Regions from separate parts of the Homo sapiens genome. Here region 1 is linked to region 2. Evidence: read pairs that join two places in POLR2A ChIA-PET (ENCODE). Cell type or tissue: K562. All regions are shown on one strand. Links, peaks and the distances in the headings refer to the core of each region. The heading gives the core; the rest is flanking DNA.

Region 1 (7,235 bases), core at 2,425-4,924, 110 kb before region 2:
TTGAAGATCGAGGGAATAAAGGAGACATAACTCCCCTGATGGCAGCTTCCAGTGGAGGTTACTTAGATATTGTGAAATTATTACTTCTTCATGATGCTGATGTCAACTCCCAGTCTGCAACAGGTATGTAGAAAATGATGTATTAATTGGGAGAAAAAATTGACATAATTATTACCTGAGAGAGAGAAAAATTAGATTTCTGAGGAAAACCAGTATAAACCTACAGAAAAATCTTAGCCCTTGTGTAGAATCTTTGAGTAAAATACAAATTAATTTGACATCCTCAAAAGTCTTTAAAACACACTTAGAGTCTCCTGTAGTCAAGACTGAGTTTTTGTGGTATGAACATAATGGAATATTATTCAGACTTAAAAAAGGAGGAGATCCTGCCATTTGCCACAACATGGATGGACCTGAAGGACATTATGCTAAGTGGAATAAGCCAGACACAGAAAGGAAAGTATTGCATGATCTCACTTTTTTTTTTCCCCCACAGTCTTATGGACATAGGTATGCATGATCTCACTGAATATTGAAAATTTACAAAAAGCGTTAAATATATAGAGATAAGACATTGGTTACCGGGTCAGGGGTGGGGAGAAGAAATCGGAGAAGTAGGTAAAAGGATACAAAGTAGCAAATATGTAGAATGAACAAGTCAAAAAGCTTGATGTATAACATGAGGACTATAATTAATAATAGTGTATTATATTCAGGATTTTTTGCTAAATGAGTAGATTATGCTGCTCTTGCCACAGGGGGCAAAATTGGGTAACTATATGAGAAAAATATGTTAATTTGTTCTATAGTAACCATTTTACTATATATGTATCTTATAACAACATGTCATATACCTTATGTATGTAATATATATGGAGGCAAAATTATAAACTGTATTTCTTATAATTCTTTATCTTCAATACAATACTCTTTAGATTATAGATAAACCTGAGTGTTTACCCTATAGGGTTTTACATGTTGAGTTTGCTGAATACATTTACTAATAAGATATTCTTTTTTTTTTTTTTTTTTTTTTTTGAGATGGAGTCTCACTCTGTCACCCAGGCTGGAGTGCAGTGGCACGATCTTGGCTCACTGCAACCTCCACCTCCCAGGTTCAAGAGATTCTCTTGCCTCAGTTTCCCAAGTAGCTGGGATTACAGGCGAGTACCACCACTCCCGGCTAATTTTTTGTACTTTTTTAGTAGAGACGGGGGTTTCACCATGTTGGCCAGGCTGGTCTTGAACTCCTGATCTCATGTGATCTGCCCGCCTCAGCCTCCCAAAGTGCTGGGATTACAGATGTGAGCCACCAAGCCTGGCTGAGATATTCTTGTATAGCAACAGTCCCCAACCTTTTTGACACCAGAGACAATTGGAAGACAATTTTTCCACACGTGGGGGAGGGAGGAGGGGATGTTTTCGGGATGAAACTGTTTCACCTCAGATAGTCAGTTGTCTCATAGGAGTGTGCAGCCTAAATCCCTCGCCCGTCATTTATTTGAACTGAGCAGCTTTGTGCATACTATAGTTGGAACCCTTGAAAGTGGCTCCCTGTATTAATTAAATACAGAAAATATCTCTTATATTTACATAAAAGAAGACAGTTAATGTTAGAGTGTGTTGGTGAACCACCAGATTGATTTACTTAATTTTTTATCTGATTATGAAAATAATATATGCTCATTGTAAGAACATTTCAGAAATGCTGAGAAGTAGGAAGAATAAAAGATTACTCTCCCATAAACTCTGTGGCACAGAAATCACTGCTATTACTGTGTTAGTTTAGTTCCTTCCAGTATTTTTGATGTATAAAATTATGTAGTTGAAATTATACCCTATGTGCAATTTTGTTTGACTTCACTTATTTTCTATTTTATTAACTTTTTTTTTGTTTTTTTTTTGAGATGGAGTCTCGCACTGTTGCCCAGACTGGAGTGCAGTGGTGCGATCTCAGCTCACTGCAAGCTCTGCCTTCCAGGTTCACGCCATTCTCCTGCCTCAGCCTCCCTAGTAGCTGGGACTACAGGTGCCCGCCACCACGCCTGGCTAATTTTTTGTATTTTTAGTAGAGACGGGGTTTCACCGTGTTAGCCAGGATGGTCTCGATCTCGACCTTGTGATCCACCCACCTCGGCCTCCCAAAGTGCTGGGATTATAGGCGTGAGCCATCGCTCCAGGCCTATTTTATTAACTTCTTAACAAACTTTTTTAAAGGTTGTGTAATATTTCCTTGAATTGATATACCACAAATTTTAGGGGCAGAGGGCATTAATTGGTTGTGAACTATAGCAAAAGTTGTTAAATTAAGATGATAAAATCAATTGCTTTGTTCTGGTTAACAGCATTATGCTATATACACACTCCTTTGAAAAATACCCAAAAAAAAGGCCGGGCGTGGTGGCTCACGCCTGTAATCCCAGCACTTTGGGAGGCTGAGGTGGGAGGATCACGAGGTCAGGAGATCGAGACTATCCTGGCTAACACGGTGAAACCCCGTCTCTACTAAAAATGCAAAAAAATTAGCTAGGCATGGTGGCAGGCGCCTGTAGTCCCAGCTACTCGGGAGGCTGAGGCAGGAGAATGGCATGAACCCAGGAGGCGGAGCTTGCAGTGAGCCGAGATCGTGTCGCCTGGGCGACAGAGCGAGACTCCGTCTATAAAAAAAAAAAAAAAAGAAAAATACTCAAAAAAGAGGGTACTGCCAACAAGGAAGTTTTAAATTTCCCCTTGAGGATTCTTGGTGATCATCAAATTCAGTGGTTTTTAAGGTTGTTTTCTGTCAAATAACTCTAACTTTAAGCCAAACAGTATATGGAAGCACAGATATAATATTACACAGATAAAAGAGGAGTTGATCTAAAGTAGAGATAGTTGGGGGCTTTAATTTCTGGAACCTAGGTCTCCCCATCTTCTTCTGTGCTGAGGAACTTCTTGGAAGCGGGGATTCTAAAGTTCTTTGGAAGACAGTTTGAAAACCACCATGTTGTTCTCAGTACCTTTATTTTTAAAAAGTAGGTGAACATTTTGAGAGAGAAAAGGGCTTGGTTGAGATGAAGTCCCCCCCCCCCTTTTTTTTTTTTTTAGCTGAAATAGATACACTATGTAGAAGGAAGGGATTATTATATACCATGCAGTAAGCACATGCTCTTTGATGGGCTCCTCCGTACACTCTCCATGTGGCCATTTCAGACATTCTTCTCAAACCCCACAGATACCCCTCCTCGCTTCCACTGATTTCCTTAACTCATACTTCATTGGGAAAATAGAGATTTCCAGAAGGAAATTGCATCATCTTCTCACCAATAATTTCTAGTCAAGTTCGTATTTTAATTAATTCGTTCATTTTGTTCAGTAAGTTGCACCTACTGCCTGCATGTCAGAATCACTTAAGAGAGCTTGTTAAAAATACAGGTTCCTAGAAGTCTTCCTTCTGTACTCCAAAGCAGTCAGTCTCAGGAGAGACCAGGGATCATAAACCATAGCTCTGTATTGCAGCTCTGTGAGGGGATGTGGTCACCTGCCTTTACTTAATGCATTTTGTTTGATGCCAGATGTCCTTTTCTGCCTTTAGGAATCCTACTTAACTTTTGAGGCCCAGTCCAAATGTAGCTGCTGCTGCTTTTTAAAAAAACAAACAAAAAATCCCAGTTTTATTGAGATATAATTCATATACCATAAAATTCACTTGATTTAAGTATACAATAATGATTTTTAGTAAATTTATAGAGTTGTACAATCTAATTGTAGAATATTCCCATCACCACAGAAAGATCTCTATGCCCATTTGGAGTCCCCTCAGTTATTCAGACAACTGTTACTCTACTTTCTGTCTCTATAGATTTGCTTTTCTGGCCTTTTTATATTGTTCAGATCTTTATAACATATAGTCTTTTGTATTGGGCTTTCCAGAAAGTCTTTTGTATTGGGCTGAAGTGATCCTCCCACCTCTTGCCTCTAGAGGAGCAGGGACTACAGGGGTATGCCACCATTCCTGGCTCAGTTTTTTTTTAGTAGAGATACTGTGTTGTTCAGGCTGGTCTCAAACTCCTTGGTCTCAAACTCCCTGGGTTCAAGCAATCCTCCCACCTTGGCCTCCCAAAGTGCTGGGATTACAGGTGTGAGCCATCGCACCTGGCCAGAAAATCTCTTAATTAGTAGGAAAATTGGCCGGGCGTGGTATAATTGGCATAATTGGTATAATTGGCATAATTGTCAGATTACGCCTGTAATCCCAGCACTTTGGGAGGCCGAGGCGGGTGGATTACCTGACGTCAGGAGTTTGAGACCAGCCTGCCAACATGGTGAAACCCTGTCTCTCCTAAAAATACAAAATTAGTGGGGCATGGTGGTGGGCACCTGTAATCCCAGCTACTCAGGAGGCCGAGGCAGGAGGATCACTTAAAGCTGGGAAGCGGAGGTGGTAGTGAGCCAAGATCGTGCCATTGCACTCCAGCCTGGGCAACAGAATGACACTCTGTCTCAAAGAAAAAGAAAAGAAAATTAAGGTGATGCTTCTAACCAATGATAACGAAAAAAAGTTGAGATAATAGTTGTAGTGATTTGTGTAAGGGAATTGAAGAGGTATACCTAGAGCATTAGCATAATCATAATTGTATCTGTTCTGTCATGATTGTATATTTCTTTTTAAATCTTTTATTTATTTTTATTTTTTAAATATATATTCTGCTCATGTATTATATTTCTTCTTCTTCTTTTTAGGAAACACTGCGCTAACTTATGCATGTGCTGGAGGATTTGTTGACATTGTTAAAGTGCTCCTTAATGAAGGTGCAAATATAGAAGATCATAATGAAAATGGACATACTCCCTTAATGGAAGCAGCCAGTGCAGGTCATGTGGAAGTTGCAAGAGTTCTTTTAGATCATGGTGCAGGCATCAACACTCATTCTAATGAATTCAAAGAAAGTGCTCTAACACTTGCTTGCTACAAAGGTACTTAATACATGTATGAATATTTATAATGTTTTTCGTAACCACTTTGATTATTTGAGTATTGAGTATTTGAGTTTACTTTATATTGCTTATGTTTTCCCTGTGCTATAAAATTATCTAGTTTATAAGAAATTATATAGAAAGTCTATTTTAGTCTATATTGCCTGTAATATAGTTTTCTAGTATATGTTTATTATTTTAATTCAGATTTATTGGGTTAACTGTGAAGTTAACCCAACTACTTAGCTTAGATTTAGAGGGTTTCCATTATTTAATAACTTTTGTTTTATATGATTTTTCCAATGTTTATTTAAAAAATAGTACATGCCAAAGTAATAATACACACAATACTGAAAACCTGAAAAACACAGAGTAACACAAAGAAAAGAAATTTTTTGTTTTTGAGACAGAATGTCGCTCTGTCACCCAGGCTGGAGTGCAGTGGCGCGAACTCAGCCCACTGCAACCTCTGCCTCCTGGGCTCAAGTGATTCTCGTACCTCAGCCTCCCAAGTAGCTGGGACTACAGGCATGCACCACCATGCCTGGCTAATTTTTGTATTTTTAGTAGAGATAGGGTTTCACTATGTTGGCCAGGCTGGTCTTGAACTCCTGACCTCAAGTGATCCTCCTGCCTCAGCCTCCCAAGCCTCCCAAAGTGCTGGGATTACAGGCGTGAGCCAGCACACCCAGCTAAAGAAAAGAAATTTTAAAATGACATGTAATGCTACCATCTAAAGATAAAAAAGCATGTATACAATATTTTAGTGTATACATTTCCAGTTTGTTTTTAAGTATGTTTATATACAAACATATATATATTTTAAACAAAATAGTTATACTCTAACAGTTTTATAATCTACTTATTTTACTTAGCAGTGTATCATGGACATTTTTCATCTCAATAAATATTCTTTATTTTTTATTTTTCATTTATTATCATTGTTTTTTTGAGACGGAGTTTCACTCTTGTTGCCCAGGCTGGAGTGCAATGGTGTGATCTTGGCTCACTGCAACTTCCGCCTCCCGGGTTCAAGTGATTCTCCTGTCTCAGCCTCCCTAGTAGCTGGTATTACAGGTGCATGCCACATGTCTGGCTAATTTTTGTATTTTTAGTAGAGACAGGGTTTCATCATATTAGTCAGTCTGGTCTCCTGACCTCAAATGATCCACCTGCCTTGGCCTCCTAAAGTGCTGGGGTTACAGGCATGAACCACCGTGCCTGGCCTATTTTTTATTATTTTTAGAGACAGGGTTTTGCTCTATCACCCAGGACGGAGTGCAGTGGCACTGTCATAGCTCACTGCAGCCTCAAACTCCTGGGTTCAAGCTATCCTCCTGCCTCAGCCTCCTGAATAGCTAGGATTACAGACTCACACCACCATACCCAGCTAATTTTATTTTTATTTTTTTGTAGAGATGGGGGTCTCACTATGTTGCCCAGGTGGCTCTCAACCTCCAGGCCTCAAGTGATCTTCCTACTTCAGACTCCCAAAGTGTTAGGATTACAGGTGTAAGCCACCATGCCTGGCCTCAATAAATATTCTTACAATGTAACTTTTGATGATTATATACTATTTCACTATTTCATTTAGGATTAAAATTGGTTGCATATGTCACAAAATCTAAATTAACGATTTGAGCAAGAGAGAAATTCAAAGGTAAGCCGTTTAGGGCTAGTATGGCAGTTCCATTGTCATCAAGAGCTCATAATTCTATTTTTCTGCTCTGCTATCCTAGTATGTGGTTTGTATCCACAAGGTTACAATAAACCTAAAACCAAGATGATAGCTAGGACCCCAGCAGTTCACATTCTAGGAAAGACGTTAAGGGCAATATAAGGAGTGCCTCTCAATTTAGTAAGCTCCCTTTAAAGAGTCTTCCTAGGTGTGCGGCCTTATAACTACCACTTACATCTCATTGGCTACACATAACTGCAAGAGGGGCAGAGAAACATAGTCTTCTAGTCAGGTATGTTGCTGCCCAGATGAAACTGGAGTTCTATTATTAAAAAGGAATTAAAGAATGCTGGGTGCAGTAACTCACACCTATAATCCCAGCATTTTGGGAGGCTGAGGCAGGAGGATCTCTTGAGGCCTAGATCAGTCCTAGCTACTCGGGCAGCTGAGGTGGACGGATCCCTTGAGCCTTGGAGTTTGAGGCTGCAGTGAGCTATGATCATGCCACTGGACTATAGCCTGGCCAACAGAGACCTCGTCTCTTAAAGTGAGAAAGAATAAGAGAGTGGATATTAGATAGGGAACTAGCAGTCTCTGCCAA
Region 2 (2,500 bases), core at 1-2,500:
GAGGTTAGAGCAGTGCCCAAGAAGCAGGAAAACTTTTGATTTGTTCAAGAGACAGTAATGAGGCCTGTATGGCTAAAAATTATTACCACTGAAGAAAGTAGTATGAGCTATCATTAGAGAGGTAAGCAGAGGGTCCAGACCCTGTGGGGCTTTGGAAGAGTTTGATCTTGAGTCAATGGTACTGGGAAGCCACTGCAGGTTTGTAAAAGCAAGGGGTGATGTGACCAGACTTATTTTTAAACATGTATGCTCTGTGAAAAACTGATGAAAACAGGTCAACAGTGGTGGCAGGAACACCAGTTGAGAGGTTGAGTAGTTCAGGAAAGAGATAATGCTGGCATGGACTAGGGTAAAAGAGTAGACGAGGGGAATGGAGTAGTCTGAGATTTACTTAGGAGGAAGTAGCAACAGGAGTGGATTGAGAGTGAGGAAGAGAGAAGTCAAGGTGACTCGTAGTTTCTGACTTAGTAATGGGAACCACTAACAGAAAGAAGACTGGAAGACAAAAGTCAAAAGTTTACTTTTAGGTACCAACATCCACAAGGATGATTAATTCATCTAATAATTTGGTGTTTCAGTTGACCTCTTCACCTCCAGTGATCATTTTTTCCCACCCTACATCAGCCTGTCATCCCCCTGCCTTGTTCACACTATCACCTCCAAAATCTGATCACCCCCTTACCCCTTCCAGCTCAGCTACTTTGATTTCAATGTACATTAACATCACCCCCTTATAAATATTTTTACCTCCTTTATCTCCTCCCATTGTCCCACTTTCCTGGTTAAACCCAACTTGCTTGCACTTGGGAGGGAAAACAGAGCCATGCTGATAGTTTAAATTCATGGCCACAGATTTTAAAAGGTACCAAATACTGCCTGGACATTTTGGCTCATTTTTTCCACTCTTCAGAACTTCTCTTCCTTTCCTTGCTATCTTCTTCTGACACTGCCTAATGTTTCATTGAAAAGTAGAGGTCATTAAACAGAACTCTCTCATCTTCCCACCACCATTCCTCCTAACCCACCTGCATCTGTGGCCACTTTTCTTCCTCTTGTAATAGATGAAAAGGTTCCTGCTCCTATCAAAAGCCATCTTACCAGCTGTACTCTGCATCCTAGCCTCTCTTGTCTTCTCTAGACTTCCCTACTGTAACTATCTTCTCTTGCATCATCAGCTCCCCCTCTCTACTGAATCATCCCGTTAGTGTACAAACATGCTCTAGTATATTACTATCAAAACACTCCCTTACTTCATGTTCCATTTTCAGATACTGTCCCATTTCTTATCTCTGCAGCAGCATTTGAGTGAGCTCTTTATAGTCACTCTCTCTACTTTTCACATTCTCTCCTCAGCCCATTCCAGCTGTTTCTGTTCTCACTACTGCAGAGACTTGCTCTTGTTATGATCACGAGTGACTGCTATGTTTGTCAAATCTACTGGTTCCTTGTCGCTCTTTTTTTTTTTATTGAGATGGAGTCCCAGGCTGGAGTGCAATGGTGCGATCTCGGCTCACTGCAGGCTCCACCTCCCAGGTTCAAATGATTCTCCTGCCTCAGCCTCCCGAGTAGCTGGGATTTCAGGTGCCCGCCACTACACCTGGCTATTTTTTGTATTTTTAGTAGAGACAGGGTTTTACCACGTTGGCCAGGCTGGTCTTGAACTCCTGACCTCGTGATCCACCCGCCTTGGCCTCCAAAGTGCTGGAATTACAGGCGTGAGCCACTGCGCCTGGCCCCTTGTCTCTATCTTGATGTCTCAGCAGCATTCATTACTATTGATTCATGTCTTTACGCTCTCCTATTTTCTTTTTTTATTTTGGTTTTGTCACAGAATATCACTCTGTCGCCCAGGCTGGAGTGCAGTGGTGCGATGTCGGCTCACTGCAACCTCCGCCTCCCAGGTTCAAGCGATTCTCCTGTCTCACCCTCCCAAGTAGCTGGTATTACAGGCCCAGCTAATTTTTGTATTTTTAGTAGAGACAGCGTTTCGCCATGTTGGCCAGGCTGGTCTTGAACTTCTGATCTCAGGTGATCTGCCCACCTTGGCCTCCCCATGTGCTGGGATTACAGCCGTGACTCACTGCGCCTGGCCTCTCCTTTTTTCTTCTTTGGCCATTTCCCAATCTCCTTTGCTGATTCCTTCTCAACCTTGAAATGCTAGAGTGCCCTACGGCTCTGTCCCTGGCCATATTCAAGCCCATGACATCAAATACCATCCTTGTAATGGTGACTTATTTCTCTAATTCTGGCCTAGAACATTCCCCAAAAGTAACAGCCTAAACTTCACATGGCCCCCCAAAAAAACTCCCCCTCCCCAAAACCACCATCCCCAGTCTTCCTATATCAAGCAAAAAAATTCAGTTATATGGATTCTTCCTAATCTACTCATTCCTACTGACCTTCTCCATCTCATATCCATCCAACTCCTACCACCCTGACTCCCACCCTTATGCAAATCATTAAATCTTGCCTATATTACCATAATAGCTGTAATTTGTCT

What was found. ChIA-PET counts read pairs that join two places held together with the same protein. Peaks named below come from ENCODE experiments on the same cell type or tissue, not always from the same donor. Only the 100,000 strongest peaks of a DNase experiment are listed, where the experiment ranks them.
Region 1: POLR2A ChIA-PET joins it to region 2 with 5 read pairs; 5 of 35 experiments call an interaction of 5 or more read pairs at or near these places.

Annotation. Positions count from the first base shown.
Region 1 is chr5:140,441,020-140,448,254 of GRCh38, forward strand. ANKHD1-EIF4EBP3 (ANKHD1-EIF4EBP3 readthrough) reads left to right here. Exons shown (of 36, transcript NM_020690.6): 5 at 1-123; 6 at 4,723-4,956. It overlaps ANKHD1 (ankyrin repeat and KH domain containing 1), which reads left to right. Exons shown (of 34, transcript NM_017747.3): 5 at 1-123; 6 at 4,723-4,956. Among named protein-coding and RNA genes, the nearest start is that of ANKHD1-EIF4EBP3, 43 kb to the left of the region's middle. In K562, for the core only: no CTCF peak of the experiment used is centred there; no DNase peak of the experiment used is centred there.
Region 2 is chr5:140,553,441-140,555,940 of GRCh38, forward strand. All of the region lies in intron 2 of SRA1 (steroid receptor RNA activator 1), which reads right to left. Among named protein-coding and RNA genes, the nearest start is that of SRA1, 2.8 kb to the right of the region's middle. In K562, for the core only: no CTCF peak of the experiment used is centred there; a DNase peak (open chromatin) is centred at 1,191.